2 separate regions of the Homo sapiens genome follow, and region 2 is linked to region 1. A link is a loop called in an ENCODE intact Hi-C map of the cell type or tissue named here. Cell type or tissue: CD14-positive monocyte. All regions are shown on one strand. Each heading gives the region's core, and the rest is flanking DNA. Links, peaks and the distances in the headings are about the cores only. Region 1 has its middle 86 kb from the start of LINC02815. Region 2 has its middle 160 kb from the start of LINC02815.

Region 1 (16,591 bases), core at 3,977-11,976:
CTCACTTCTTGAAACACTCCCACCCCCACCCTTTTTTGACAACCAGTTGTCAGGGTTTTCTTCCCCTGCTCTCCCTGCTTTTCCTCAGGCTCCTGTTGAGAGGCCCTCCTTTGTACTCCATTTATCCCCTAAGTGCTGTGTTCCCAGGGCTCAGCGGTAGGAACTCTTCTTGTCTCTCCTCTGCTCTTTCCTCCTCTTTGCTGAGCAACTTCATCAAGCCGCAAGGCTTTATTTCCACCTGTGAACTGACAACACCTCATCCCCTTCTGCCGACCTTTGGAACTATACTGACCTGCCAGCCGGACAGCTCCTTCTGGATGGCTGTGGGTGCTTACACCCCATGTGCCCATCACTAGAGTCAGCTCTGCCTCCTGTGATCTGAGATCTCTCTTGCTCAGAATAAAACCTCCATCCTCCCAGCTACTTCAGCCAGAAAATGTCCTCTCCCTTCACTCCTCCCTCCTTCCCCTTCTACACCCAAGTATCTAGGACATTCTTCACTTCTTTCTCCCTTCCAGAAAGACCTCAGTCCATACCACCATTACTTCTCACTGCAGGTTCCTTTGCTAAATGTTGTCAAAGAATCCTGTTCTTTTCCATTGGAAAATTGACCTTTGTTTATAACTACACATTCACCGTTGTGGTCAATTGATTTTTGGATCCCCCTTTGAATTGTAAGCTCCACGAAAACAGGAGTCTTTCCCTTTTTGCTCACTGTTTTATTTCTGGTACCTGTACAGGGCCTGGTACATACTAGACCCAGGTCTAGTTTATTGAAACAGATCCCTAACTGCTCTCCTGTCTTTGCCCTTCTCCGATATCTTCTCCCCACAGCAGCAAACACACATATCTGATCATGATGTCATTTTCTTGCAGAAAACATTTCAACAGCTTCTCATTGCCCTTGGATAGAATTCAATGCTTGAGGCAGCTTAGGATCTGGCCCTGGTCTCTTCTGTCATCACTCTGCAGCAGCATCCCTAGGTGCTGGGAGCCGTTCTCTTCTTTGTTCACATCCTCGCCACCTCCCTTGATTCCAAGCCTTCCTATCAGTTGTTCCTGCTGCCTGGGATCCTTGCTCTTCTGTCTCCTTTTGTTTAACCTGATTATTGTTTCTCATTTCAGTTTGGATGTCACCCTGCCAGAATCAGACGCCATCCTTGACCCCCTCCAAAACATCAGCCCTCTACACACCACAGAATTTCCTCTCTCCCTTGACTTAGCTTACCATATTTCATTGGCACAGGTAATTGCCTGACTTATTTATTGTATGTAAATCATCGGAGAGTAGGGACAGCTTCTATCTATCCATTGAGCTTATGGCACAGTTCCTGGCTTGGCACAAACCCAGTAAATCTTTGCTGAATGAATGAATAAATAAGTAGACCAAGGGTAATGCGAATATTGGCTAATACTGCTAGGCTTTAGAAATGGAATGGGAGGTAGAGTATATCCAAGGTTTATTCAGTGAACATACGTTGTATCCTGAAAGTACAGACAGTGTGTCAGAGACAGTGTCTCTTAAGACTACTGTCTTAAATAGTGTGGTGAACACCTGGTGAGCTCAGAAGGGCACCCTGGCTGATGCTCCCAGGGGAGACTTCCTGGGATCTCAGAAACACCAGGGAAACCTGGGTGTACTCCACCATTCCCATCCCTTTGTTCTAGACCTGCTGGAATTTTTCTCTTGCTGTCCATGGAACATTCAATAATCAGAAAACAATGGGATGGGAAAGCCATTTGGTTAGTCTGCTTGCAAAAAAGGCTGCTCTTTGTTTAAAGGCAGTGAGACAGAGGCCCGTTACAGCTCCCAGCAAGTCCAGAATTCAGTAAGCCTGGATGCCAGGAAGTTCTCTTTTACAGATGATCTCAATCTTCCCTGCTGTAATTTGAGTATTTCTCTTCTGAGTGTACCTTGTTGGTGACACACCCAGTCCCTCATTCGTGTTGTCCTCTCTCCCAGCAGGGACCTCCCTTCTCTCATGACTCTGCCTAGATGCTGTCCTCCCCAAGCACCAGCCCCTCAGAGTGAGGACAAGGGACTTCTTGGATCTAAATGACCTTGGGGGAGACAAAAGGAAGGAACTAAATTTCAGTTTTTCAACGTTGACAGAACTCAAAAACCTAATGCTGAACGAAGAAAGTTAAATAATGAGGCAGACAGTAAATTATTTATGTAAACCAAATATATACCAAGCAATACTACACATTTGGTAGCCACACGTGCATGCACACTTACACACAGACAGGCATGGCGGGAGGGCGGGAGGGTGCTGATCCATAGTAAGAGAGTGTGATGATGAGAGGGTGGGACTGGGGGCAGGGATAAAGGGGACAGAGGAGAATGAATGTCTGCACGAGAAAGCCAGCCTCATCTGGGTAGATGATGGTGTTGGGCCACCAACTGAGGAAATGGTAACTTAAGCTTATTCAAGTCCAGCCCCCCAAAGGAAAAGCCGTAACTAAAGGCGTGGCCAGGGTTCTGAGATTGGCCTTCTCTTCACTCTTCACTCCTTTGCCTTCCACACCAGAGTACAGTCAGGGTAAGTGAGACCAACTGGAGAAAGCCCATCTGGTGAGAGGCATCCAGGGAGTTGTGAGCAACGTGGAGGCTCTGGGACTTCTGCTGCTTGGTGCATCCATCCACAGAGAGAGAGGAAAAGGAAAGCCAGGGACTCTAATCAAGGAAAAAGGATCCTAGTATTCTGGGATTAGAAAAGACATACAGCATGTCCTCCGTAAAAGAACAGACAAGCCTAAAAGGGATTGTTAGCTTGAAACATCAGGAATGATGCCGTAAGCTGAGGAAGGTTTAACACCGTGATTTAGATAGGGAGCGTTAGATTTAGTATGTTTAAGGCAATTTCAGAACAGATTCACAACCCTTGGAAGAAGGACACCCGCGGATAAAACACAGCCTCCTGAGTGTGGCCTCCCCGGCCGCCTCTGAGCTCCCTCTGCCCTCCTGTGGGCTGGGGTGCCCACTCCTCTTCCTTACTCCTTCACACGTGCTCTCTCCTGCCTGTAGGCTTGTGTTTTTCCTTTGAACTTTATGTATTTATAAACATTTTATGTGATTATTATTAATCATATTAAAACATAATGTGATTATTTTATTTTATTTTTTTTGAGATGGAGTCTCGCTCTGTCGCCCAGGCTGGAGTGCAGAGGCACGATCTTGGTTCACTGCAACCTCTTTATCCTGGGTTCAAGCGATTCTCCTGCCTCAGCCTCCCGAGTCGCTGGGATTACAGGCGTGTGCCACCATGCCCAGCTAATTTTTGTATTTTTAGTAGGGATGGGGTTTCACCATGTTGGCCAGGCTAGTCTTGAACTCCTGGCCTCAAGTAATCCACCCGCTTCGGCCTCCCAAAGGGCTGGGATTACAGGCATGAGCCACCATGCCCAGTCCATAATGTGATGATGTTTTGCTGCCTTAACTGGTCTGTCCTTGAATAGGATTGAGCAAATGCCATAGAAAAGCATGGTTCGGTTCACCATGCCTATGGGAGTGAAGGTCTTCAGCCCACAGAGCCCTGAGCCCACGGTGCTGGCTTGCCTGGCCCCAGAGCCCCATGTTTAGGAAGGAAAAAGCTGCCTCTGTCCTATCAGCCACCCATTACGCTTCCCACAGAGAGTGACTGCCGAGCCAAGCTTCCCTGCCCACCCCGCTTCCACCCTGATAATGTGCATTTATTTACTTACTTTTATTTTTATATGTTTTATTTGTGTAAATTTAAGGGCTGCAGTGCAGTTTTGTCACATGAATATGTTGTGCAGTGGTGAAGTCTGGGCTTTAGTGTAACTGTCACTCAGATGTGCACTGTATCCATTGAGTAACCCCTTACCCCTCACCCTCCTCCCCTCCTTCCCTCCTAAGCCTCCATCGGCTATTCTTCCACACTCTATGTCCACTTGTGCGATTCTGCCTCAGTCTCACATGAGGCACAAGTCAGTAAGTAGCCAGCACCCCCATGTTCCAAAGACGGGAGCCAGCTCCAGAGGTCTCTGGACCCAGTGTGGTGCCATCCTAGAAAAGAGGCTGGAGATCCTCGGGCAGTTGGAGAATTTTTTTTTTTTTTTTTTGGAGTCTCACTCTGTCACCTAGGCTGGAGTGCAATGGTGCAATCTTGGCTTACTGCAGCCTCTGCATCCTGGGTTCGAATGATTCTCCTGCCTCAGCCTCCCGAGTAGCTGGGATTACAGGTGTGTGTCACCATACCTGGCTAATTTTTGTAGTTTTAGTAGAGACAGGGTTTCACCACATTGGCCAGGCTGGTCTCGGACTCCTGACCTCAGGTGATCCACCTGCCTTGACCTCCCAAAGTGCCAGGATTACAGGCGTGAGCCACCGCGCCCCGACAAGAATTCTCTGGAGTGTGTGCAGTGAGTCCTTCTCCTTGTGGGGAGGGTGGAGAACATCTTCTCTCCTCCAGCTTAGGGAGATGGGCCTTGGGCAGACACAGTGGGGGCACTGATGGGGACACAGTGGACTGGTCTGCCCTGGCCTATGGAATCTCGGGGGTGAAGGAGAGGGAGTGAGACCAAGGGTGCTGGTGGGAAGTTGTCCACCCTGGGAAGGGATGCACCTTTGTTTCCAGCAGAAAGGACGTGACAGAGCAGGCCCAGGCTCTCCTCCATGTCCTTGCCCTTTACACTCCTCAGAGAATGTCCCCCGGCTGCCCTGTGTGGAGGTGAGCCTCTGAGAATCTAGGGCTGAACGGGAGTTGATGGTGACTGCATGGATGGTGTGTCACCCTCATCAAGAGAGCAGGGGGTGAGAGGTTCCCAGAAATCAGGAGAGGGCTCCCCAGGGACCCAAGAAGACGTTCCTGAGAGGAAGACAGTTTTCCCATAGGCCATGGCCAGCATTCCAAAGCTGGATCTCAGGCTGACAAACACAATCCCTCCCTGCCTGGTACAGCGCTGCCCATCCCTGCTGTAGTCCTGGAGAGGTCAGAGTGAGGGAGAGATGGGGGTGGAAATGCCAGCAAAGAGAGAAGCTCATCAGGTATTAGGGGCTGAATTGGGTCCCCTCAAATTCACATGGTGAAGTCCTAACCCCCAGCACCTCAGATCGTGACTGTTTGGAGACAAGGCCTTTAAAGAGCTGATTAAGATAAAATGAGGTCTTTAGTGGGGGCCTAATCCAATCCGACTGTTGTCCTTATAAGAAGAGATGAGGACACACACACACACACACACACACACACACACACACGGAAGACCATGTGAGGGAGACAGCCCACGTGGGGAGATGGCCATCTCCAAGCCACAGAGAGGCCTCAGAGGAAACCAGCCCTGCCAACGCCTGGTTCTCAGCCTCCCACCCAGCCTGGGCCACTGTGTTGGGCAGCCCCAGCAGGCGAACTCATCAGGTCTCTGCCATTGTCTTTGCTTGCTTCCTGCCTACAACAGGCTGAGCTTTCACTTTGAATGAAAATCACACAAGATATATGAACAACTGAACTATGGTCATGACCATAGTTCCCATGACCAGGAACTTCTCTTTGTCATAAGCTGAATCCTGGCTTCCCAGACCCAGGAAGAGCCGCACAGCTGGGTTTGCAGGAGGGTCCAGACAAACACTGGGATTGCTTCATGGCCACCAGTAAGGGCTCTGCTCTTGTAGGGTCTTACTGACATCCTTCATGAAGACAGCAGGCCCATCACTGTCATCCTAAGCGGCTCTCCCACATTTGGCAGAGGAGTTTACACTTCCTGGGTTAGATTTTGGCTGCACTGACTATTCTTTGGAGAAAATAGAAGTCCAAAGGAATGAAGGGATTAAAGCACACCGCTCTCAGCAGGGACCAGGCTCCAACTCTGCTCCCCGCATCCCATGTCTGGCGAGTCTATTCTACCCTAAAAGACTGTCTTAGGGCCTGGTGGGGGAAAATGAGTTTCTCCTTTCCCCAGGCTGCAGTGGGGTCTTAGTGGCCTCACCTACAGATCTTTTTCCCAGATTTCAGTCTGTCTGGCAGATTCTCCTCTATGATGTGCCTATTAAGGCTTGTCTTAAATTAAATCTGCTGAGCTAGGCTTGGTACCGAAGTGACCCCACAATCCCCTAGAGGTGCACTGTGTCCTCAATAATATGAAAACTGATCCACACAGAGAGGGAGGGATTGGTTTGGTCTTGTTCTCCAGAGTAGCTGGGGGAAAGCATCAGGACTCCACCTCCCTAGCAGAATGAGGCTGCAGCAATTTATTTGTATTGAAATGAGTGCATTCTTTTTGATCTATCCTAGATGCATCAGCCCCATTTCCTAGACACACTGAACAAACTGAGAACAGAAAACTGAGATCAAATCCCACTACTTCCCATCAACCAGAGCTGAAGTGGGAGGATTGCTTGAAGCCAGGAGTTTGAGACCAGCCTGGACAACAAAGCAAAACCCTGTCTCTACAAAAAAAAAAAAAAAACATTTTAAAATATTATCTGGGCATGGTGACGCAGGTCTGTAGTCCCAGCTACTTGGGAGGCTGAGGTGTGAGGATCACTTGATCGCTCAGGAGTTTGGAGGCTGCAGTGAGCTATGATCACACCACTGCCCTTTGCTTGGGTGTCAGAGTGAGACCTCATCTCTAAAAAAAATTAAAATAAAATAAAATTATAAAATAATAATAAAAAAAGAAGGGGCACCCACCACAGAGAGCAATTAATGTCCAGAGAGTATGAACAGATCCTGGGACTGCTTTGCAAGACAGTTCAGTTAAAGTTGCTTTAACTTTGTAGGCGGACCAGCCTCTGCTCAGCCCTTGAAAGGGAAGCTGGGCACTCACCACACTCAGTAAGCTGAACAAGAGCAGGCCGTGAGGCTGCCAAGCCCTCCAAGGATAAAGCATGAGCCCTGGGGCAACTGGGCATGTGCTGGAGATAGCTGGCTCAAGGCCAGTGCCTCTTCAGTGCTGGAAACTGTTGACTCAAGATTCGTGCGTCACCCAGCCCTTGGGGGTGGGCCGGGGACCATGACTCTGGCAAGCTCACAGAGTGCCTGAGATTGAAGCTGCTGTGCATGGTGGCTGCTTTATGTTCCTGCAATAACTAACAGGGACCAAAGCTGAAAGCATTCTGTGTATGGGCTGATGGTGGCTGGAATATACATTTGGAGGTTTGAACCTAGCCTTTTCAAAAACAAAACCAATCAAATAAAGCAACCCCTCCCCATCACCTGAGGACTCTTCACAAGCTTTCTGGTAGGTTCCAGGAGTTTCTGATCCCCCAGGCTGAGGCATTACTTGGTGGTTATTAACCTCGTGCAGAGCAAAATGAAATGCAGACCCTGAGGTCCTTTGGGAGACTTAGAACCTTAGCCGAAGTTCCAGAGATCCTGGGGCTGCTTTTCTGAAGTTCCAGTTTCTTCAGCAAAGTTGCTCCCAATTTCTCAAATAGTGGATACACCTCTGCAGAGTGGCTGTCAGTCTTAGAAAGTGTAAGACATGCCTGGAGAACTTGTTAAAAGTTCAGATTCTACACACCTAACAGAATGGCAACAATTCAGAACACTGACAACACCCAGTGCTGGTGAGGATGTGGAGAAACAAGAATTCATTCACTGCTGGTGGGAATGCAAAATGGTACAACCACTTTGGAAGACAGTTTGGTGATTTCTTACAAAACTAAACATATTCCTCCCATATGATGCAGCAATTGTGTTCCTTGGTATTTACCCAAATGAGTTAAAAACTTCTGACCACACAAAAGCCTTCACACAGATGTTATAGCATCTATCTATCTATCATCTATCTATCTATCAATCTAATTATCATCTACCAATCTATCATCTATCAACTATCTATCTATCTAATCTATCTATCATCTATCATCTATCATCTATCTATCTATCTATCTATCTATCTATCTATCATCTATCATTCCATCATCTGTCTATGTATCTATGTATCTATCATCTATGTATCTATCATCTATCTAGGTATCTATCATCTATCTATGTATCTATCATCTATGTATATATCATCTATCTATCATTCCATCTATCATCCTATCTATCATCTATCTATCTATCATCTATGTATCTATTTCTCTATCTATCATCTATCTATATATCATCTATCTATCATCCCATCTATCATCTAGCTATCTATTGTCTGTCTATCTATCATCTATGTATGTATGTATGTATGTATGTATGTATGTATGTATCTATCTATCTATCTATCTATCTATCTATCTATCTATCTATCATCTTCTCTCTCTCTGTATCTCCTATTGACTATTTCTCTAGTGAACCTTGATTAAAAAATTGCTCTTAAAAAATCATGTTTTTTTTTTAAAGTTTATATGACTGGGATCTTCTCACCACCCACAAGAAATTTCAATTCAGCAGTGCTGGAGCTGGGCCTGGGAATGCACATTTTGAAGATCTTCCTCTATTTTCTGATGCCAGTGGCATGTGGGTCACCCTCAGAGAAGCAAAACCTCAGAGCTTCTTCCTGTAACTGGCAGAGACAGAAAGAGCTACAATGTGAGGTCCCCCTCCCATGGGACTCTCATTTTCCCCCACCCCACCCCAGCAACTGAGATGGGCTGTGTACCCTGGACTGGGGGGCAATGCAAGACATTTTGGCTTCTCATGCTCCTAGCTATGGCCTTCCTATCTTTTGCATCAGATAGATCATGTGGTAAACTAGGGAGAAGACTTGTGGGTGTTTCATCTACCCGGCAAGAGACTTCCTCCTGGCAAAGGCCGGATGATTGCAATGACCTTCTCTTTCCCGGCTGCTCTTGGACTGCAGGCTTTCCCCCTCTGCAGCACTTCTTTATGCAACTGACCACACAGTCTTCCTCTCACAACTTTTCGTTACATCATCTCCTTCCTCAAGAACCCTCCCTGCCCCACTACTGCCTTTAAGATCAAACCCGAATGCTGATCCCTGTGCAAGCCCCTTGTCTGTCTGCACGTGTCCCTCCTTCCAGTGTGCACGTGCCCCCCACCCCCACCACTGTTTTCCAATACTCCTTAACCCTTGGAGCCCTCAGCACTCAGCTTCAACTTGCCTCTTTCCAATGCTTCTCTGCCTGGCTTCCAGGACTCTTCCAGCTTTGTCAGTGCCAGACCATATTGCAGGGTCATTACCGAGGGGTCCTTCTACTTGAATTTGTTTTAGAGTGTGCTCCTGCCTGCCCTGCCCTGCCTCAGTGAAGGGGCTGGTGTTTATGCAAAGCAGGAAAGCAGAAAGACCAAGAGCACTGGACTCAGCAGACCCGGGTGCAAGGACACATGCAGCCCTTCAGGAGTTGTAAGACCAGGGACAAGTTCCTCAGCTTCTCTGAGCTTTTGTTTCTTTACCATATACATGGGAATAATGGTACCTGTTTCCCAGGACTGTTGGGAGGAGGAAAGTACAATGGTCATGGAGGTGAATGTGTGGAAATTACAAGACACTTCCCCGGGAGTCAGCAGCTGTCCTGCTCAGCTGCCCGAAGCTGGCTTCCGCACTACCGGACAGGCTTGGCTGGTGCATTGGTGGCCAGGCAAGGCACAGAGCAGGCACGAGGGCCAGAGAAGGGGACCACTGTTGTCCTGATGCACAGCCTGGAGGAGGACCTAGAAAACAACACTCAAATATATGAAGTCAGGAGCCAGGAGCAGAGTGTTGGATTGGAGATGTGCAGAAGCAGGTCTGCAGAGCTGAACAGGGACAGGGGCAAGGGACAAGAAAGCAGACAGGGGGGAGAAGGAGGGATGAGGACAGAGAAGGCCACTCCATGTGGCTTAGGGAAGAGCTTCTGGGACATTCTTCATCCAAGGCCAATTCTGTGGCTTAAAACATCACCAGTACAGCCCAAGAACGCATCTCGGAGGTCAGGAGCCCTGGAGAACCTGGAGGCTGGCAGCTCCTCTGTTCTGTCTGGGGGTGGTGTGTTCATGCAGGATTTGAGGAGACTGAATCATGTAATCATGTGGAGCTTTGGCTTTGAAATACTTTCTGTGCCCTGGACGATGACATCTCAAATGTTATTGAAGTTCTTGAAGCCCCCATTCCTCCTCTGTATGACAAGAATCCTAGTGACCACTTCACAGGGTGGTGATAAGATTTCAGTAGATACAGCACAGAAAGTGCTGAGGACAGGGCTGGGCACAGAGGAGGTGATCTTGGTTGTAATCATCATTATTATGCTTATAAAGGCTGCTTAGGCAATGCATGGAAGCTGGAAAGAAGTGGGTCTTCTCTGTACAGAATATGGGTAAGGAAAAAGCTTACTCTCAACATCAAGCGATGCTTCCTCTGGGCTGGAGTGGAAAAGTTGCTCCTGGCCTGCTTGCTTTGGTCTGGGAATGTCTCTGTGGCCTCCAAAAAGCAGATGAGGCTGGAGAGGGTTTCTTTTCTGGGGCAGCCTCTGGAGTTCAGACATTCAGGTTTCCCATCCTTCCCAGGGTGCTTATCTTAAAAACGTGTACCTCAGTCAAGAGATTCACTTCTAATAAGGAGAAGTTGCCAGAGCTGGCCACAGAGGGTGGTGAATGCAAGTGTAGCCCCATGGTGTTATGACAGATACTGGTTTTCATTCATGGTTCCTGGCTAATAACTCCCATAGCCCTCGTTAGTCTTTTATTATAATGTTGGGTGTGTTAGGCCTCACGGGTAGGCTTCAGACCTTCTCCTGCCTTCCTCCCACTCAAATGTTCCCCAGCCTTTCTGACTGTGCATCTTGAGACCTCCTATGAGGGTCCCACCCTGTAAAGCGGGGAAAGGAATGCTGATGTCACGAAGCTTCCATAAAAACCCAAGAGGACAGGGTGTGGGGAACTTCCCCATAGCTGGACACATGGAGGTTCTTGGAGCGTGGCGCTTAGGGAGGGCATGGAAGCTCCGCACCCCTTCCCACATACCTCGCCCTACTCGTCTCTTCGTCTGTATCCTTTGCAATATCCTTTATTATAAACTGGTAAACATAAATGTTTCCCTGAGATCTATGAGCCAATTCAGCAAATTAATCAAACCCAAAGAAGGGCACCCATGATCCCCTCTTGAAGCTGATTGGTCAGAAGTTCTGGAGGTCTGGACTTACGACTGGTGTGTTTGGTGGGGGGGCAGTCTTGGGAACTGAGCCCTCAACCTGTGGGATCTGACACTATCTCCATGTAGATAGTGTCGGAACTCAAATAGAGGACACCCAGCTGGTATCCTCTGCTTGGAGCATGTGGTAAAAAAAACTCACATATGGCCACAGAAGTTGTCTGTGTTTGATGATTGTTGTGGTATGAGAGTAGAGGGGAAGCATAGTTAGAAAGAGTTCTCTCTATACAAACCCCCAGTGGGAAGGTTTGATTGGAAAGGCATGCATGGGCTGGAGGCTGGGCTGCAGGGAAAGACACTTGCATGTGTTGTGGTCATGCTCTCAGCCTGGACACAGGGGCCAGAGGGCTGGCCCTGAAGGGTGGCAGGGCCGCCTGAGGCGGCATCTTACACTCTGCAAACAGATGCCACTCGGTTGCATACATGGGAGCAAAGTCCAGAGAGACTTTTTCTGATCCTTGAGATGGCTCCTTTGTAACTGAAGGAGAAAATGCATTTTAGAGAATTAAAATTTGGAAGTTGGCAGTATCCTACTGGTCAGCACTTGGAAAAAGGAAGTAAGAGAGGGAGGGAGGGAGGGAGGAAAGGAGGCTGGATTGGCTCTTCAACTATGAAACTTTTGACAAGTTCCATCTTGATTTTCACTCCTCTCTTTCCCATGCACTAAAGTTGACATCTAAGATAAATCACAGTGCAATTCACATGGACTCTGAAGATGAGTGTGCTAGACATTTCTTTCACTGCTGTTTGGCTGCTATGCACCCTTACAGGGATTTCTCTGGAGAGGTAGATTTCTCTGGAGAGATTGTAATCAAGTCCTGCTGGCAGAAGATGCTACCATCAGGTGTTTCTTCCTAGTCTAGAATGACATTTAACCCTAGGAAGCATGCAGCTTCTGGGGCGAACCCTGGCCACAGCCTCCTGCCGCTCTGGAGCCTCAGGTGGTAGACGTGCCGAGGTGGCACCTCATCCCACTTAGCACCCGTTTTTGGAACAACATCGTACAGAACATGTGGGCTTTTCTTTCGAAAGCTGTCACTTGGGGAGCAATCTGTGTGTCCTCCTATTATATAGTTTGATGTCTTGTTAGAATAGAAAGATTTCAAAATTAGCATCAACATTTGGGGAGAAATCAAATCTCTTCCATATGCTACTTTGCTTGGGTAGCACCAAAAAAAAAGGCAGAGCTAAGCCCCAGAATGTGTCTCTCATAGCCCCCGCCCCGCGGCCCAAGCAGGTGTGTTCTCAGACGTGCCACCTCCACAGTGGCCTAATTTCAGCTTCTATGGCTGCTCCCTGCTCTTCATCCCCATGTTCTCTCTTCCCCCATCATCTGGCTCTGTTCCCCCTCTGCTCTTGCTTCCCTTGCTGATGCACCGTTGCTGATGCGGTGGCATTGTAACTTGAAGGCCAGCAATCTGAGACCCCCCTCCTCACTCCTGGGCTCTCTCCCTCATGCTGATTCTTACGGGAGGAAGGGCTGGGAATTGGTCAACGTGCCTCTGATCTGGCCACACCCTATTCTCCAGGGAGCCTTGTCAGGCCTTGCCTCACCCTAAACATAAAAACAAATGACGCTGACCTCAAAGTCAAGGCTTCCATAGAACTCTCAGATTAGAGAGCGAATATTCCCAGATCAAAGTAGGCACAACTCTTTTATGGACCACTCTCGGCAGTGAAGGATTCTGTTCTCTGACTCATTCATTGGAATCTTTGCAACTTGTTCAACTGCATATCCTACAGACAGGTCTCTGGGCATTTCATGGTGCCCTGTTGGCCAGAAAAAAGACCTTAGACCTTGACCTTTTTTGTTTTAACTGAATAATCTCCTGGGTCTCATCTAAGTAAATATTTTTCTTGTTCACGAAAGTTCCTGTGGTGAGCAGTGAATTCTCATACAAAAAATACTATCAAGCAAGGATTTCTTGCCTTCTAGGAAATCATCATTTTATCCAGGTTGATCTATCTTGGAAGATTACCAATTAGTCCTAACCATAAAAAAAATCAGTAAAATGCTTCCCTTTTGGCCTTTCATGCTGCCAGAGCAGATAAACTTCACCTCCCAGGGTCCAAGCACCGAGTACTGGCCTTGGGCTCTTTTTTTAGTACCTTGAGACCAAGGAAAACAAAGCAAATTCAGAATGAATAAAAATGATTTCATATATTATAATATATCATATTAATAGAGTGAAGTAGAAAAGTATGTTCTTTTCTTAATATACACAGAAAGAAAGAGACAATATTCAACATCAATGAGTTCTAAATCATTGGTAGCAAACTTGAAATAGGACAGAGCTTCCTTTTTGGGGCCCTTTGTCTTTGGCTCAGATTAATTCATTGAATCAAATAGCTGACACCTTGGAGATTTTGTAAGTCTGAGGTCAAGTGAGTGCCAGTGGAGAGGGAAGACGGACAAAAATAGGAGGGGGCAGAAGCCATCCAGGGTAGTTGTAAATTCCAGGCTTACCTCCGGGCTCTCAGGGGTCTCACTGGCATATTGAAGAAAATCAAAATATTTCATCCCAAAATATATTTCTTTGACACATTTTGAGATTGCTGTTCACAGAGCCCGCATACAGAAGCAGCCCTGCAAGGCTGTCATTTGTGGGGAAATTTGCACCTGCAGAGAATCTGATTGACGCAGCTGTCTCGGAGGCCCTCACTTGTCTGGATCTAGGAAAGATTAACTGAGGTTCTTTTTTAAAGAACTGACATCTTTAAAGATCTGAAAGAAACATTCACCATCTATGCTTTCTGAGGGCTGCTACCTGTGGGGTTTCTTGTATGTAACAAGGTGACCTTTGCTAGCCAGGCCTCCTCTTCTCCCCCTTCCATAACCTGTGTTGTCACCATAACCTGTTGCACCTCCAATGCTTGTTTTTGGTCATATTCTGAGTCTTCTTGTCTCTGTAACCTCAAGATGTACCCCACTGGGTGGCTGGGTAATCACTTTGTGATTTTCTCCTCTGTGCATGTTAGTAACTTTGTCTGCCTTTTCTCTTACTGATCTGCCTTTTGTCAGTTGATTTTTCAGCAAACCTTCAGAGAGCGAAGGGAAAGTTTTCCCTTGACCCCTACAATGTTAAGGTGGCACTGAGACACTGGCCAGTAGGGGCACCTCTCCTGGCCTCCCTCTTCTCCCCAGCATCTTGCATTGTCACAGTCCTAGCTTCTGTTCCCGACTAGTGGGACTGGAAAAAATGTGGGAGCAGCTTCAAGCCTGTTCTTCTCTCCTGTCCTGTATATGAGTGAGGGCACCAGGGCAGCCAGGCAGGATAGACTTTCATTTCTCTCTCACAGAACAGTCCAGAGGCAGGGCGGTCCTGGCAGGTTGGCTGGATGCATGAGGCCATCCCAAGACCCCAGCTCCTCCCCTCTTGATGCTCTGTCATCCCCTGGGTGGCTCACATCTGCACCTGCAGCCCATGGGAAGCACAGGGGGAGTAGAGGATGCCCCCTTCCTTTGTAAGAGATGGTACCTAGGAGCTGTCCTGGTCTACTTCTGCTCAGATCCCATCAGCTGGAACTCAGACAATGCCACACGCAGCCCCCAGGGAGACTGGGAGTGCTGGTCTCCAGCTGGGAAGCTGTGTGCCCTGCTGACCCCCTATTGAAGGAAAGAATGAGAGAATGGAGACAAGCACAGCCAGCCACTCCCTCCCTCCCAGCTCAACTCGGACCCCGCTTTCCACGGGAGTTCTGGGCTTGGGCCCCTTCCCAGTGCTCCTGCATGCCAGTGTCTGCGTCTGAGGGCCCCACATCCCCGCAGGTCCCGATTTGAGGGGCTAGCCACTCCCTTGGCTTCTGTTCCAGATTACTTAGTAGAGTTATGACACTCCTCCTGGCTGCCAGCTGCTGGCCCGAGCTTTGGGATGATCAGCTGAGGTCCTGGCACCTGGCCCTGCCTATGTGTTGGCAGGGGCATCCTGCACTAGCAGGCCACATTAGGGGAGGCTGCCCACCTCTCACTGCCCATCCTGTTGTAGCAACCCCCTGCCCCTGGGAGTCAGGCTCAGTTCTCCTCCCTTGGGCTCTACTCAGGTGGGCACAGATGAGAGGGCACTTCAAAGGGCACAGGAAAGGGTAATGGAAGGAAAAGTGGGCCTGGAGTGAGCCCAGAGTCCCAAAGCCCTCTGTCCCCTTCGATTCTTTGTCTGCACAGGAAACCAGAGGGTGAGAAGGACAACTAGGGATACGGGCTGACTGCGATTGTGAAGACCACGCTTGCCCACTCCCCAGGCTGCCACTGAAGGGCCAGGCCTCTTAGATGAAGGCTCAGAACGTAGGAGCTGAAAGAGACCTCAGCTCCTCCCCTGTGCAGCAGTGCTCAAGTGCTCTACCCAGCCTTGTGTTCAGGAGCCGCCTGCAGGTGCAAGGGAAGGAAAGGGACACCCTAGACAAGGCTGGTCAAGGTTGTCCACCCCACCTCCCCTTTGCTGCCAGAGTATTTCTTTCTTATCTGTTATGTGTTTGGGGGTTGTGTGCAATTATTTCACTTACTAAAAAGGATCCCACTGGTGGGAGGAAAAGAGGACTTGAAAGCCACTGATCCAGGACAAAGCCTTCCTTTTATACTTTTTTTCCTTCCTTCCTTCTTTCCTTCCTTCCTTCCTCCCTTTTTTCCTTCCTCCCTTCCTTCTTTCCTTCGTTCCTTCCTTCCTTCCTTCCTTCCTTCCTTCCTTCCTTCCTTCCTTCCTTCCTTCTCTATCTTCTTTCTTTCTTTTTCATATAACCCACAAACATCCTTCCATATACTTAAATTTTTTTCCAGACGAGGTTCTGCTATGTTGCCCAGGCTGATCTTGGATTCCTGGCCTCAAGTGATCGTCCTGCCTCAGCTTCCTGTGTAGCTGGGATTACAGGTGCCTGCCACTGCACTCAGCTTCTGTGTTTTGAACAGGCTCCATTGGTGATGCAGATGCTGCCTATGGGACCTGTGATGGTTAATTTTATAAGTCAACTTGTCTGGGCCATGGTATCCAGATAGTTTGTCAACTATTATTATTATTATTTTAATACAGCATTAAATTTTAATTTTTAATTTTAATTTTTTTTGAGACAGGGTTTTGCTATGTTACTCAGGCTGGAGTGCAGTGGTGTGATCATGGCTCACTGCAGTCTGGACCTCCCAGGCTCCAGGGATCCTCCCACCTCAGCCTTCCAAGTAGGTGGGACCACAGGCACGTGTATCACCACACCCAGCTAATTTTTGTATTTTTGGTAAAGACGAGGTTTCACTATGTCACCCAGGCTGGTCTCAACCTCCTGGGCTCAAGCGATTTTCCCACCTCAGCCTCCCAGTGTGCTGGGATTACAGACGTGAGCCGCCACGCCTGGACAGGTCAAATATTATAAATTTTTCTGTGAAGGTGTTTTAAATGAGATCAACATTTAAATCAGTAGACTTTAAGGACAGCAGATTAGCCTCCATAACACGGGTGGGCCTCATCCAAACAGTTGAACACCTTAAGAGAAAAAGACTGAAATTTCCCAAGGAATATGGAATTCCTCCAGCAAACGGTCTTCAGTTTTGAACTGAAACTCT
Region 2 (16,591 bases), core at 5,813-13,812, 79 kb after region 1:
TCAAACTTTTCATCTCAAAAAAATTCCCCCTAGACTAAAATCCAAAATCCAAGAGTTCAATCCAAAAAGGATAAATCTGTTAAAGGTCATGATCCTGGTAACTACTAGATTGTAGTGAAAATTGATGTTTTCATGACAGAAAAAAAATTAGGTAGTAGTATTTTGGAGGAGTTTTGCCAAAAAACTTTGGATATCTCTTTCAGTTTTCTTAAAGCGATGCTTGTCTTTTCCTCCGCCTTCTTGATTCCATTGTGAAAGTCACCTCTACATGTTTGGGGACGGTTCCAGGGACTTCAAAGTTTGCTCAGCTACTGTCTGAAAGTGAGATAATGACTATAAATTGTCCTTTGATATTCATCACCCTCTTGCTCTTGATAACAGAAGCCCCTGAGCACAGGGCTCACAGCTACGCACAGGGATATGACGTTCTTCAGCCTCCCTTGAACAAGATATGGCCCTTAGGTGAAGGTTGCACAAAAAGGATGCAAGCAGAAGTGATGTGGTCTACTTCTGAGTTATGTTCTTAACAGGACCACGCTTGCCCCTCACTCACCCCTGCTTCATGTGATTGAGGATGGTTCCCCAGGGCTCGTGAAAGGGAACCGGGCCTCTGGATGATGACCTGCTGCAGCGTTACCCACACTCTGGGCCACATGTTTTGGGGTCCCTTTGTTACAGCGTCTTCCCTCTATCTACTAACAAGCCTGGGACATGATGTGTGGGTGTGACAGCTGCAAGCAGCAAGCATAGCAGGAAGCCTGCCGTCTCCCACTCCCCTGCATGCATTTACTCCCCTTCTTGACCCATTTTCTGCTTGTCCTATCACAGCCCTATCTGAGGAGAGGAGCTCTGTCCTCATTGTAAAGATGTCACGGATAAATCTTGAGAGGAATGACTCTGAAGAATGCACTGGGCTGGCTGGGTGCGGTGGCTCATGCCTGTAATCCCAGCACTTTGGGAGGCCGAGGTGGTTGGATCACGAGGTCAAGAGACTGAGACCATCCTGGCCAACAGGGTGAAACCCCGTCTCTACTAAAAATACAAAAATTAGCTGGGCATGGTGGCGTGCGCCTGTAATCCCAGCTACTTGGGAGGCTGAGGCAGGAGAATCGCTTGAACCCAGGAGGCAGAGTTTGCAGTGAGCTGAGATCACACCACTGCACTACAGCCTGGGCAACAGAGGGAGACTCCATCTCAGGAAAAAAAAAATGCACTGGGCTAGAATTAAGAGCAGGAAGTTCTGGTCTTGAGCCTTGGCCAGAATGTGATGTCAGCTTCGGTGACAGCACTTGTGAGCTCTTGGGGAAAAAAAGTAGCCATTGTGACCAAGGACCCGAGAAGGCCACAGGTTACTGAAGAACTTGCGCTTGATGCTGCCCTTCCTCATAAGGGTAATCTCAGCCAATGAACGCAGGTCGGCCCAGCACATGGGGAGCGGGGACTCTGGGCCAGCAGCCCTCACATCTGGTTCACATAATGATACCTCACACAATCACCACTGTCATCCTCTTCTCCACAGGCTTTTCTCCCTGGAGCACTGAGCAGATGTGAACTTTCTATACTGTGGTGGTGGGCAGGGTAGGGGACTCTGATATTTTCAATCATTTACTCATTCATTCATCAACAAATATTTATTGAAGGCCTGCTGTGTGCTGGGTGCTACGCTTGACAGGAGGGTCAAGGCCCCTGCTCTCATGGAACTCACATTTTAGTGGTGGGAAACAGAGAACAAGTAAGTAAACATTGAACAATATTATTTTAGAAAGTGATTAAGAATCAGTTGAGGGCTACTTTGGGAAGAGTGGTCAAGGACACTCTCTTCAAAGGGCTGATGTACACCCTGAGACCAGCACCAGGAGATGAAACCAGCCATGAATAGTGAGTGCAAATGTCCTGGGGCTGTCAAGCTCTTGCTAAGTTCCAGAAACCTAGAGAAGGCAGTGCCGCTGGAGTTCGGGACGTTCAGGGTGGAGGGCGGAACAGTAGGCAGGGGCCAGATGGTACAGGGCCCTGCGGACTCTGACATGGACTTTCAATTTTATTTTAAGCACAATCTGAAGCCATTGAAGGATTTTTAAACAGGAGAAGGATGTGGCATGATTTGCTTATTAAAAAGATAGCCCAGCTGCTATGCAAAGAATGACTTTTAAAAGTGCAAAAATAGAAATACGAAGACCAGTTAGGAGGGTATTGCAGTAATCCTGGCGAGAGGTAATAACTATTATTATCCCCATTTCATGGAGGCCTAGAGAAGACGGAATTTATGCAAATGCATACTACAGATAATAATAATGCTTTACTTTTATTTGCATAGTGATTTTAATTTGAAAAGCCTTTTTACCTATAGCACTTCATTCAAACTTCAGAGCAACCCCGGGATAAACTGTGATCCCATTTCCTAGACTTGAAGTGAGCCTCTGAGAAGTGGATGCCTGACAAGATCACAGAAGTGGTCAGGGCCAGAAGCCTGGTTTAACTCCTGGTCTCCCGACTCCTAACTTCCAGTTCTTTCCATTCCCCTTTCCCTACCCCATGCCACTTCCCCAGATTAAAAGCAATGGGCATAGAAGCCAAACCAAGTAATCAAGCATCCAAAGTCACACAGGACATCCGCCCTGAGGGGCTCCAGGAGTAATCGAGCTACCCACCGAGTCCCTGTGAGATGCCAAGCTCTACTTCAGTTGCTGCCAGAGGGTTAGAGAACAAAGGAAACAAGACATTCCTTGGCCCCCAGACACTTAAAGTCTAGTTGGGAAAATCAAGAGGACTTCTATAGATTATTTACAAATGCTCTGCAAATTAAAAGCCATATCCAATTACAAAAAACTTTGGGAAGAACCCAGATTCTTTCCCTGTGTCCAATGGGCCTGAAGTCTATTAACAAAGGTAATTCCTTTAAGTGGGACTTCATGTTCCTCAAGGGCAGTTGCTGGCCTGTTAACAAGGTCAGCAGCATCAGCCGGGTAATATTGGGCTGGAGAAGTCCTTTTCCAAGTGCCCTCTCTTATCTAATGTGGCACAGCAAAACACTCTCAAACTTAGTAATCCAATAACCATTTTTATGATCCTCATGAATTTTGTGGCTCATGAATTTGGACAAGGCTGAGCTGAGCTGGCTTGTTTCTGATCCACCGTGTTTGGGCCTCAGCTGAGAACACGCTAATGGCCAGGAGTTGGAATCCCCTGACACCCCATATGGCTGGCGCTTGGACTGATACTCACAAGGCTGAGCTGAGCTTGGCTTGCTAACCAGCCCATTGCCTTGTGCTTTCTCCACGGGCTGGGGCTCCCCACTGGATCATGGCCTCATGGAAGTCATACTTTTGCCTTGCAGCCTGGAGCTCCAAGAGTGAAGGTTCCAGAAAACGAGGTGGAAGCCACATGACTTTGACTTACTCTCGAAGTCCCACAGTGTCCCCTCCACCACGGTCAGTTAGGCAAATTATTGCAAGGTCACCCACACTCAAAGAGGGGGCCATAGATCCTGCCTTTCAATAAGAAGAACATCAAAATTTTACAGCCACAGTTAAGAACCACCACTGTCCCCTTTACCTAAATGGTGTGTTCCTGTGAGTAAATATAAATTAATACTGAATAAGGTGTTCATAGTAGCATTGCCAGTGTGCAGAATGAAGGAATGACTACAGTTAAGATTGCCTAGTCAGGAGGGTGTTAATACAGATGTTTTTCTGAAAGGTTCATTTTAGTTAGATTTTAAAGGATGCAAGAAAAATATTGATTTCAAATGAATGCTAATTATAAATGAATCTACTCATTAAAGCAGCACAGCAGGGCTTACACTTGGAAATACTTAGAGAGAATTAATAGAGTTATTATGTGCTTGAGATAAAAATAAAAAGAGAATGCTAGGTTGCTGAAAGAGAAAAAAGCAAAGAGCCAGTCTGAGAAACACCACGGAAAATGTGTGTTTTTTTTCGTGTTGATTCTCCTGGTAGGCTCCTGGGCTATTCTCTAGTCAGCTCTCTGGCAGCAAAGCATAGTATGATTTCAGAGTATCTCACAAAGAAGAATAGGTTTTCTTCTCCCATGGTAAGCTAGAATGCATGTGTGCACCTGGTAAAACAAAAACCTGGGTTAGTTTGAACCTCTTCCATTGCTTTTTAAAACATCTTTAATAAGATGTAATTCACAAATCATAAAACCTACCCATTTAAAGTGTATTATTCAGTGGTTGTTGGTGTATTCACAGAGTTGTGCAACCACTAGCACAGTGTAATTTTAGGTTGTTGTCGTCACCCCAAAAAGAAACCCCACCCCATGAATAGTCATTCCCATTCCTAACCTCCTCCCCAGCTCTAGGGAACCTCTAATATACATCTGTCTCTTTAGGTTTGCCAATTCTGGACTTTTCACATAAATGGACATAAAGTGCTTCTTTATGTCTGGCTCTTTCACTCAGCATAATGTTTTTAAGGCTCATCCATATTAGCACTTCATTTCTTTTCAAGAAACAGAAATGTTCCATTTATGGTTATATTACATTTTGTTTATCCATTTATCAGTTCATGGACATTTGAGTTGTTTTCACTTTTTGGCTACTATGAATTATATTGCTATGAATGTTCATGTACAAGTTTTGTGTGGACATACATTTTCATTTCTTTTGCATATGTACCTGGGAGTGGAACGCTGGGTCATGTCTATGTTTAACATTTAGAGGATCTGCCAAAGTGTTTTCCAAAGGGGCTGTACCATTTTACATTCTCATTAGTAATGTATGAGAGTTCCAACTTTTCCACTTCCTTGCCAATACTTGTTATTTTCTGTCTTTTTGATTATAGCTACCCTATTGGGCATGAAGTTGCATCTCATTGTGGTTTTGATTTGCACTTCCCTGATGATTAATGATGATGAGCATTTTTTTCAAGTTCTTATTTGTCATTCATATGTCTTCTTTGGAGACATGTTTACTCAAATCCTTTGCCCATTTTTAATTGGATTACTTGTCTTTTTATTATTGAGTTGTAAGAATTCTTTTATATACTCTGGATATAAATCCCTTGCTATACGTGAATTTGCTAATAGTTCCCTCTATTCTGTGGGTTATTTTTTTCCTCTTTCTTGATAGTATTGTTTGCAGCACAAAAATTTTAACTTTGACAGAGTTCAATTTATCTATTTTTTTCTTTTGTTGTTTGTGCTTTTGGTGCTATATGTAACAAACCATTGCCTAAATCAAGATCGTACAGATTCTGTTTTTTTTCCAAAGGGTTTCATGACGTTAGCTCTTACCTTTATGTCTGTGACTATTCTGAGTTAATTTCTGTGTATGGCGTGAGGTAGAGGGTCCAACTTTACTTTTTTATTTGTGGACATCACTGTTTATTTGTGTCCACCACTGTTTGTTCAAGAGTCTATTTTTCCCCCATTCAGTTGTCTTGGCACCCTTCTGAAAAATCAATTGACCATAAATAAAGGGTTTATTTCTGGACACTCGATTACATTTCATTGATCTATGTTTTCCTTATGTCAGTACCATATGGTCTGATTACTATAGCTTTATAATAAGTTTGAAAATCAGGAAGTGTGAAAACTTCAAGTTTGTTCTTTTCCTAGATTGTTTTGGCTATTCTGGGTCCCTAGCATTTTCACATGAATTTTAGGATCAGCTTGTTAATAATTTCTGAAAAAGAGCTGGTTAGAATTTTGGTAAAGATTGTGTTAGATCTATAGATCAGTTTGGAGAGAATTGTCATCTCAATAATATTGTCTTCCTATCCATGGCCTTGGGAAATCTTTCTATTTATTTAGTTAGGCCTTTCATTTATTTCAACAATGTTTTGTAGTCATCAGTGTATAAGTCTTGTATTTTTTGGTTAAGTTTATTCTAAGAAATGTGTCCCTTTTGATACTACTATAAATGAAATTGTTTTTAATTTCATTTTTTTAAATTGATAAGTAGTAATTACATATATTTATGGAGTATGATGTAAAGTTTTGATATATTTGGACATTGCGGAATGATTAAATCAAGCTAATTAACATACCTAACATCTCACATACTTACCATTTTTTTGTGATGAGAACATTTACAATTTACTTTCTTAGCAATTTGAAATATACATTATTATTAACTATAGTCACCGTGCTGTGCAATATATCTAAAAACTTATTTCTCCTATTTAAGTGAAACTTTCTACCTTTTAACCAATGTCTCCCCCAGGAAGCCAGCTTCTGGTAACCATCATTCTACTCTCTATTTCTATAAGTTCGACTTTTTGTTTTTAGATTCCACATATAAGTGAGAATATGCAGTATTTATCCTTCTGCGCCTAGCTTATTTCACTTAACATAATGTCCTCCACATTCATCCATGTGGCCACAAATGAAAGAATTTCCTTCTTTTTAAAGGATGAATAATGCTCCATTGTGTTTGTATGCTGCGTTTTCTTTGTCCATTCATTTGTTGATGAACACTTAGGTTGATTTCATATCTTGGCTATTGTGAGTAATGCTGCAGTGAATATGGGGGTGCACATAACTCTTTGATATGCTGATTTCAATTCCTTTGGGCGTATACCCAGAAGTGGGATTGCTGGATCATATGGTAGTTCTATTTTTAGTTTTTTGAGAAATCTCCATACGGTCTTCCATAATGTCTGTACTAATTTACATTCCCAACAACAGTGTGCGAGGGATCCCTTTTTTCCACATTCTCACCAACAGTTTATCTTTCGTCTTTTTATAATGGCCATCACAGTATATTGTGCCACTGCTGACGTTTCTGTTCAGTTACCTTATTGGTCAGCTAATGATTTGCCAGAAATTTCTTTAAATGCTTTGAGCCAGTAGATCTTCCACCCTTTGCCAAGGGGCCCCGGGTGTGCTGGGGCATCTCTTCAATGCTCAGTTTACAACCCTGCTTTAACCTTTACTTCTTGTTTGTGCAGAGCCTTATGGTTAGCCAGAGATTGGGTGAGCTGAGAGACTGGGACCTTCTTGGGTCTTTTCTGGGCTTGTGCACAACCCTGCACACATGCATAGATAGCCTTTTAGATCCCTGGGAATATGTCAGAGCTTTTCAAAGCCCCACAGGGAAACATCATTCCCCAGCTATTCCTGTTACATTTTTGGCCAGACTCTTGATTGTCCCACCTGACAGTGCAGCCTCAGGCAGCTGCAGTGATACACAATTGCTGCTGATGGTTTTTGACCAATCCCCTGGGTATAGAGTTTTTCTTCAGAGTGAACTCTGTTAGGCCAAATTTCAACAATGCCTGGTAAATGGGACTTCTCCAGAAGTCGGAAGGACAGCTAAATAATGACAATGCTTTGCAGATGGGACATTTTGAGGAGCTTCAAACCCAGTCTATTTCCTCTGGTGGCTGCAAAGTTGCTGGTTTTTACCATTCCTGTGGTTGTGAGGCTGCTAGTTATCATGGCTAACAGGGGCTGGGTAGAATGGGATGGGAATAGGCCAAGTTCAAGTGTCACAAACCTTTCTGCTCTTACCAAGGTTCAACAGTTTTTCCTGAATAAACGCCCTCAGATTGTTGCCAGCCTTTGGTTAATTTCCAGAGTTCTGAAACAGTTTATTTTGACCATTTCCTAGTGTTTCTGTTATTTTAATGGGAGAGTAGGCTTATGGAGGGCCTCACTCTGCCATTCTGTAACTCCTGCACCTCTTCCATTCTTAAACAGGACCATTCCTATTTGGTTGCATTGGAAAACTATATCAAAACAACATTTTCTCTCCAAAGTCATTTTGGCAAAACCTCTGACCAACCAGAGATATGGGTGAAGAATATTCCATGGTCAAATAAATTCAGAAACTATCCTTTGCTCTACCTTATTCTTGGAGAGTCCCAGTGCATGTTAGCATTCGAGAGTGGGAGAGGTCCTGCTGTAAAGAATCCATTTAGTTCTGCTTACCAAAGGTTTCCTAAACATATTTGCCTGTATAACTGTCTTGTTTTACTTTGTTTCATTTGCTTAACACGTCTTAATTAGTGCTTCTCAGAGTCTGCTAAACTAACCTTAAAGGTGAACTCCGGGCCAAGTGTTTGGCCCACTTTTCAGAACTAACACCTCAGGAGTCGGGTATCTGATGAGAATTGTCAGGGTCCCCATGAAATACAGCTGTAGTACTTTTGCCTTTATTTCTATTTTCTTTATACTTCATCTGATGTCTAAAGAGGTGACTATGTTTTTTTCAGGTTTGGAGATGTGAGTCCAGCTAATTTACTTGTTTCAGCTCCATTGTGAATATGCTGTGTGATCTAAGAAAGTTGCTTTATCTATTGTGGTTTTCTTTCCTTTCGCCAAAGAAAGGATCTGCGAACTCATCTCCTGGAATAAGGAAGTGCAAAAAACTTTGCGGTGCAACGTATGGGTTTCATCTTCTTCAGGCCCCTCAATCAATAATGGATTCTAAGAAACCACGCAGACTTGGAACGCCACAGAATCAGTGATCCCAGTCATATGCATGCACATGCATACATGCACACACACGCGTGTATACAACACCCAGTGGGTGTGGTGAGCCCAGCAGGGCTGGGGTGGCAGGAGTCCCCAGCAGGTTGCCTCCATCTGAGAGCAGCCTTGTCCCTTTGCGACAGGGGTGGTGCAGAGATAATTCTTTCCTCTGACGGCCTTGACCTGAGTAAGCCTGGGCAGCCCTGGCCTGGGAGGCTTGCGAGCATCCCCACCGTCACTGGTGAAGGGCTCTGGGATAGAGAGTCAGGAAATTGGTTCTTGTTCTGCCTTTGTCACTCTTCTGGAAAAGTCACCTCACTTTCCTGGGTCTTCGTCATAGACCCAGGAAATGAAGACATTGAACGTTATGACTGCCACAGTCCTTGCCAGCTCCGGAGTTCCTTGAATTTTATGATACAGGATGTCTTCCTAGTGCAAGAGGTCCCAGTGTCATGCATGGCCGTGGTCCCATCAAGGGCCTCCTAACTTCCCCCAGCTCTTGTCAGGCCTGCACAGGGCAGGCTTCCAGAAAACAGCCTCCTTTCTGGCTTCTGTCAGCACAGCAGTTGTGAACTTCCTGCCATGTGGCTCATAGCTTCAATGTCTGGGCCAAATGTGGAGAAAGGGCAAGCAGAGAAGGCCTGCAAGGAGGAAGCTGAGGGACTGGCACTGGCTCCCACTTCCTTCTTATCTGTGGGTGAGGCACAGAAAGCCCCCGGCCCTCCCCTGCCAGGGTGCGGTGTGTGGGCCCCTGATCGGCAAGGCCTCCACATCACTACCACCTTACCACCTTGGCCTCCACGTGTTTCAGAGCCGGCTCCCTTCCCATGGCCTTTCCACTCCACCCCACCCCACCCCCAGCTCTGACATCAAAGCAGTGGGCTCTGGAGCTCTGAGGATGTCCCAGGCTGTTCACACAGAGGCCATTCCACATTTTACAGCTCTAATTGGTTTTGTAACTGCAGTGAGTTGATGAGAAACACACCCGCTCACACGTAGAAGACAGGGAGCACTACAAACTTTGCTTATTTTGCAAATGCAATGAAGCAAGACAGCAGTGTCACTGCCAACATCTGACTGATCAAGAGTGTCCATGGCATTTTTCCAGAGAGACAGCTGGGCCTGCGATGGCCTTGCAGGGCCCCAGATGCTCTGTGGGGTGCTCCAGTGTCCCTCCCTCACTTGTTTACCCGTGAATGCGCCACATCCTGCCTGGGGCTGGTCAGGTGAGGCTGGAGGACTTCATGGCGGCAGGCTCAGCCTGATAATCCCAGGCCAGCGGGTGGTGCTAGGGTCAGGCTGCACATGGACAGGAGGATGAGAGGGCATGGGCAGTCACCGCAGATGGGGCCAGCTTGGGCCTGGCACACTGCAGGTGTTCAGTTGAGACTGGTTAAAAAGTCCTCTTGCTAGAGCTCCTGACTCTTCTTGGTGCTAACAGGCACCTCCGGCTTGTCCTGTCCATAACCCACGCTTGTTTTCTGCGCCAGCCCACCCTAACCTCCTCCATCTTTCCATTTCAGTGAATGGCACCACCCCCTACCAGAGCTGAGAGAAAAGCCTACCAGCTCCCCATCTCTGGGGACATCAGAACAGTGGCGTCCATGCTATCAGCACCTCCTCCTGCAGCCGCCAAAGAGTCTCCTCATTTTCCCTTTCGTCCCTGCAGTCTGTTCTCCAAAAACAGCAGGAGCAAGCTTTCACAAATGGGAGTCAGGTTATGCAGCTTTCCTGCCTAAAATCCTCGGCTGGCTTCCCATGGCTCTTGAATAAAATCTCAGCTCCTCGCCACAGTCTAAAGGCCCTGACTTCCTACCTAACTTCTTTCATTTTTGCCGTGAGTCCGTTTGATCCAGCCTGTGGGACTGCTGTCTGTCCTCAAGGGCATGAACACGGTGCTGCTGAAGGACTTTTGCATGTACTCTTTGTCTGCCTAGAATGCTCTGCCCTCCGTGTTTTCAAGACCCGCCTGTCCTCCTCCCTTCCTCGGAGGAGTCCCTTACCACCCAATGGGAGGGCATCACTCCATCTCATCCGTGCTGCCAAATACTTCCCATTCTACTATTTGCAACCATTACCATCCAACATTTAGATAACCATTTTTATAGTTTTTGTTGTTGATTTGTTTATAATTAACCTCCCCTACAAGAATGAAAGCTTCTAGGTTGTCTTGTTGGCCACAGTGCCTAGAACAATGCCTGGCACCCATCAGTGCTTAACACGTGTTGACTGAATGGAGCTGGGCCTGTTCCACTTTCATAAGTCACCCCAGTAGGAATTCCAACCATGTGGAGAGTAATGACTCCATCCCAGGGTTCACAGAGACCATGGCGGGTTGAAGTGGGTCACTTCGGACTTCAGCAGAAACTCGACAGCTCCCTGTGAGCATGCCTGTGGCCACACTGGTGAGGCTCCACCCTCACTATGGACCAGCAGCACATGAGGGGCCAGCCGAGGTCACCAGGCCCTCCCTCCTCTCCTGCCAGCTGAGCCTCCCTGCATGTGGGTGGGACCATGAGGGATGTTTGCGAGTAGAGAAAAGGAAGAGGCAAGATGAAGACTAGCTCAGAAATGTGACTGTTTTCTTTTTGTTTACCTCTATTTTCTGATAATTATATAGTGATCATGTATGTCTTTCATAATTAAAAAATCATTGTAAAAAATTATTCTAGTAGATTAATAGTATCAGAAGAGACAGAGAGCTAGAAATAACAATTTACCTTTAAAATATCTTGAAAATGGACTGCAACCATGTGCAATGATCCAACCCTCTAGCTCAGGAGTCGGCCGCCCACAGCCCACCACCTGTTTTGTAAATAAAATTGTATTGGAACACAGCCATGCTCATCCTATAGATGCCTTCTAACTCTATCACGTTAGAGTTGACTTGTTGCGACAAAGACCCCGAGGCCTGCAACAGCCTGAAATGTAGACCACCTGGCTCTTTGCAGGAAAAGCTTGCTGGCTCCTGCCCTAGAGAGTACCCTGCTCTCCGCGTTTACCGGGGTGCGGGGGAGGTCCCTCCACAATGCCAGCACAGGCAGCCTGCAGCTCCTGCTGTGTCCTCTGCCCGTTTGGTGTATCTGTGTGTCTCTCTGCTGAAGGTCAGAAACTAGATTCATCTTTATATTTTTATAAGGCCTGGCACATTTTTTACCTTAAATGAGTCCATATTATGAAAATATTTCTGTTCTGCTTGAGTAAGGAAGTCTCAGCTGATGTCCCACCCTCCAACAGTCATGCGTGGCCACAGAGTTGGGGATCCTCCCGCTGAGTGCTGCACAGAGACCCCCATAGCTGCCTCTTTTGCAACTCCTCACTGTCTGGTGGCAGGGGCACCCTGTCTCTGAAAGCTCTTGGCCACACGGGACGGCTGGAGGTTGCCCCTCCACAGCACCCCTCCCTGACCCTGCTCAAGACTGCCCTGGAAAGGCCTCTTCAGAGCCAGGTAGCACCCCCCAGGAACAGGAGACAGTAAATACCCACCAGTCAGGATAAGCCAGGGTAGGGGTGGGCAGTCTGGATTAGGATTTGCATTTTTAAAGAAATTTCATTTTGTTCCTTTCACACAAAAGCACCTGGCCTTATGCTTATGAAACATTGCTGAGAAAGCACCATGCTGAGCATGAAATGAAAAGCATAAATTCATTTGTAATTTGCAGCCAGCATCAATGGCACAAAACAGGCAGCCTGGTCCAGTGTGTTTAATTGGCCCCCTGTCAGATGTGTATATCATGAAGTAGCTTTTAACACTCTCTTTGTATGTAACATAAGGGCAAATAACAGCAGAGCGTAGCTTCCTGATAAACCAAAGGATCACAATTCCAGGCTAGCAGAATTTAATTAGGGAGGATATGAATGCAGCAATAGACCCAATAATTCATCTACTATGAGAAGGTGATGTGTGTCAAAGCTGGCCTCCGGAAGATACGAGTGTGTGTGTGCGCACGCACACGAATGATATGTCTGTGTTCGTGTGTGTGTGTGTGTGCACATGTGCCTGCGCCTGTGTGTGTGTATGCGTGTGGGGGGGGGTGGGGGGGGAGTGAGAGAGTCCAGCATTTTTCGACAAGGGAAGGAACTAACTGAGGTTGCCTGTGAACATCTGTCATCTTTACTCTTCACACTAGAGAAATGGGCATTTGACTTAAGACTGGCTGTTCCTCTTGAGCTGGGTGTGAAAGGGACAGAGCCTTCCTTTTCTTAGCAAAAGGTAGTAGGTTCACATTAAAATCATTTCCCAGAGAGCTAATGGTCCTCTCAGGTTAACGACTCAAGGCAAATTAACTCGTCTGGTCACTACTCCGTAGGGGACACAGGGTAGGGGATGTCTCATCTCTAGAGCTTAATTAAAGAACTGCAGGTGTCCTGGTCAGCTGGTGGTCACGTAGGCTTGACTAATGGTAATATTTTGTTCATTAAACTTCTGGAAGGAGACATAAGCACGATCCCTCACAATCCCTCAATCCCAAAATAAGCAGACCAGCGTTTACCATGTTCTCCACAAGTCTGATTCTTGGGGAGCTGCCAACTCTGGGCAAAAGCTCAACTTTGCTGGCTGGAGGTGCACAGCATGGCTTAGTAACAGAGCAGACGTCTGCCTGTCTGCCCTGCAGGACTCTTGGGGGTCTCTGCCCACTGCGCTCTCAGTGTCACAGGAGCGGGCAGTGCAGTGAGATGGGCCTCCCCATTCCACTCTTTTGGGAAAAGGCTTACCCCAGGCCTTGGGTAAGAAGCACGAACAATAAGATCTGCATTCGCTCTGTTTCTGTTCCTCTTCCTCTTTCCACCCCTCAGATTTGCAGGTCTCCAGGATGATTCTCAGACTGAGCTCCTAGGAAGCAGTTTAGACACAGGTTCCATCCGGACTCAGGATGGCTGAGCTGGGCCTGCGATCTGCGCTTTCATAGGGCGATGCTCAAGCGGGTGATCCACAGATCACACTGTGATGGCACTGCCTGATGCACAGACAGTCCTAAGAGCCCTCTGGGGTCTCCCCACGCGCCCATGTGCCGCCTGTCCTAGGGCACAACGGCCACCTGGCTGCCGGGCCTGGTAAAGCCTCCTCCGAGCTCCCGCACCATGTTCATGCTTCTCCTCATCACATTTCCCATCCGATATGCCTACTGCCTGACAGATCCCGTGACATTGCTTTAGAAACATTTTCTTTTAATTTTCACAACATATCCCACAAGATAGTTTTATCCTGATTTTCCCAAAGGGGGAACTATGACTCCAAGGTAAAGCAGCATGCCCAAGTTCAAACAGCTGCCAAGTGCAAGAGCTGAGTCTCAAGCTGTGACCCCCAAGATCCCTGCCCTCCACAGGGCAAAGTGGGAGCCTTCTGCATGTCTCTCCAGGCTCTGGGTCTGGCGGGACTTGTGCCTCCAGACTCAGCTCCCGCTGGGTGCACCAGCCTCCTGCACTTCCCCACTCTTATGAGCCATATTATGTCCCCCAGTAATTTATAGGCTGGAGTCCTAACCCCACATACCTCATAATTGGACTGTACTTGGAGACAGAGTCTTTAAGGAAATTCAGTTAAAATGAGGTAATGAGGGTGGGCCCTAGACTAATATGACCAGTGTCCTTATAAGAAGAGGAGATGAGGACACGGACATGCACAGAGGGAAGACCATGTGAGGACTCAGCAAGATGGCAGAGTGCTGTCTCCCTACAAGCCAAGGAGAGAGGCCTCAGGAGGAACCAAGCCTGCCAACACCTTGATTTTGGACTTCCAACCTCTAGAACTGTAAGATGGTACATCTCTATGGTTTACCACCCCCCAGTCTGCAGTGCTTTGTTACACAGCCAGAGCAGACTGAGACACTCCTCCTCACATGTGCTGCACCTTTGCCCACACCTGCCATCCCCATGCCTCAGTGCTCTTTCCACTCTCTTTGCTTGGTTAGCCTCTGCCAGTCTTTTGAGATTCATGAGGCATCTATTCTCCTCCAATCCTCTGGTTTGGGATTCCTTCTCTGAACACCTGTATGTAGCCCCCTGTGCATGGCGGTATCTTAGCAGACAGCAAATCATGATTGGTTGTGTGTCTGTCTCCCCAACTGGACCCCATGCTCTAGGAGAGCAGGGACTCTGTCATATACCACTGTGTGCCCAGCAGCTGGTGCAGGCCCTGGCGCATGATGCCAGACTGACATCAGTGGCACTATATGCTGAGTGCTGGGTCCTCACCGGAGCATATGCTGGAACCCAAGTTTCTCTGGGCTCATGAAGAGAAGTCCATCACATCTCTTGGCAGGATCCATAGGTGGCCACATTTCCTCCTTTCTTCCTCTTCATTTGGCCTGAGTCAGCTTGTCCTCCTGCCCCTCCGTGGAGCATGAGGAGCCTGTAGCCACCAGGGGAGCCTGCCCCACCCTGACCCGTCACAATTGCCAAGCCTCTCTTTGCCTTGAGTCCCTTGATGCCTTTTTGCCCCCTGGCACCTCCTCAGTGCTCCTGGATCTTGGAGGCCGGTGGGACCTTACAGAGGCTGGGCTTACTTGTCCTAAGGAATCTGGAGTGGCAGGTGTACTAACGCAAGGAACCAGGCCTCCACCCCACCACTGCCTCCCACCAGTTCAACCCTGCTTCCCTGCTTCTGCAGCAGCCCAATTCTCTGCTTTATGAATGGAGCAGATCCCTCCAAGGTGAAACCATGGCTAAAACAGATCATTAAAACAGAAGATGTTTGGATTGAAAGTATATTACATTATATGCATTTTTTTTTGCAGCAGCAGCAGCAGCATTTTGCTGCTAATTTTTTGCATATGCTAATTTTACAATGAATTTCATTCATTCCCAGAGTCCACATCAGCTTGTGTGTGCTTGTGGGCATATGGGGGTCTGGTTCACCCTTGATTCAAGTGTGGACATCTACCAGCCTGTGAGGGTAGCTTCCCTGAGCTGGCACTCCCTCGCCTCTAAAATGGGGATAATGTCTACACTGCAGGGCTGTTTTGAGGAGTGGAGATTTTGTGATAGTTGTTCAAGTGATAGCTCTCACTGACAGCTGCTGATTATTAACAGCAGTACTCTTTCTTTTCAACTTAATTTTCAAAGCTTGTGTCAAATATCTACTTCTTTAGTATTCTCTTTACTGTCTATCACATAATTAAGTTATTGTTTCTGTTTTCATTAACTAAATAAGAAAGGGAGAAAAGTGTCATGTTTGGGAATAAAACAAAAATAGCTTTGGGAAATCAGAAAGGAGGTAAATAAGTGGGAGAGAAAGCATACCACTGATGGCTATGTCTCTCTGTGCATCTGACAATGCAGGAGCACCTTTGTTATCCCATTATCCCTACTGGGTCCCAGCACTAGCTGCCTCCCCGCAGCACTGTACCTGTTAAAGGCAAGCTGGCACCATGCTCGGCCTTGTGCTTCCCTCTTGCCTGGAATACACGTGCCATTATTGTTTGTTGTTCTGCCTTGAACTCACTGCTGCAATCCACCCTGTGCACAGTTATGAATTTAACAATCAAAAGGAGAGCATGTGAGGAGCTGTCTTCTGCTGGGGGGACACATCTGAATAAAGAGACATATAAAAGTCATTGCCTTGCCCTAAAGGAGCTGACGGTCAGGTTGATAATTCAGGTCTTAGACTTTTTTTTTATTTTTTACTTTTGTAATTTAAGAATATTCAGTATGAGCAGTGCCAGCGGAATGGTTTGGAGACTTTCAGTGCTTCCTGAGTTCAGAGGAAGGAAACACAGCCTGGGGTTGGAGGTGGGCCCCAGAAGGCAGGAAATCCATCAGGAGACAGGCAGGATGATGTACACTCCAGGGGCAGATGGGTCATCCTGGGGGGTGTCACCTGGCTGCCTTCTCCAGGTGCTCGCCTGTTCCTCCCTGCCTAGCCCCCCCAGAGAAGAGCTGGTTTGCCCCCATCCAGGAGTGAGGACCTGGCCCCTACCATGGAGGCTGCTCTGTCTGTGCTCCCTCCCCCGGCAGAGCAAGCAAAGCCCCTTTCCCAGGGACGGAGCAGCTTCGGGGTGCACTCAGATCCCACCCGATCCTGACCCCATGGCAGATGGGACTTCACCATCCCAGGGCAGAGAGGGCCTCATCACTCACAGGACCTCACCCCAAAGCCCCGTCCACCAAGACGCAGATTTATTCAGATGGTTTAGGCAGGCAAGGTGGCTTGTGC

What was found. A loop is a pair of places that touch in the nucleus more often than their neighbours do. Peaks named below come from ENCODE experiments on the same cell type or tissue, not always from the same donor. Only the 100,000 strongest peaks of a DNase experiment are listed, where the experiment ranks them.
Region 2: a loop joins it to region 1, with 2.4 times the contacts of the local background. A loop is called at or near these places in 3 of 110 quality-filtered maps.

The regions. Positions count from the first base shown.
Region 1 is chr1:229,060,677-229,077,267 of GRCh38, reverse strand. No RefSeq gene overlaps it. Among named protein-coding and RNA genes, the nearest start is that of LINC02815, 86 kb to the left of the region's middle. In CD14-positive monocyte, for the core only: no CTCF peak of the experiment used is centred there; DNase peaks (open chromatin) are centred at 6,907, 8,427 and 8,747; H3K4me3 peaks cover 1,860 bases; H3K27ac peaks cover 5,756 bases.
Region 2 is chr1:228,983,106-228,999,696 of GRCh38, reverse strand. No RefSeq gene overlaps it. Among named protein-coding and RNA genes, the nearest start is that of LINC02815, 160 kb to the left of the region's middle. RefSeq lists a silencer at 1,721-2,015 and an enhancer at 9,388-10,138. In CD14-positive monocyte, for the core only: no CTCF peak of the experiment used is centred there; DNase peaks (open chromatin) are centred at 8,326, 9,066, 9,466 and 13,206; H3K4me3 peaks cover 2,339 bases; H3K27ac peaks cover 6,173 bases.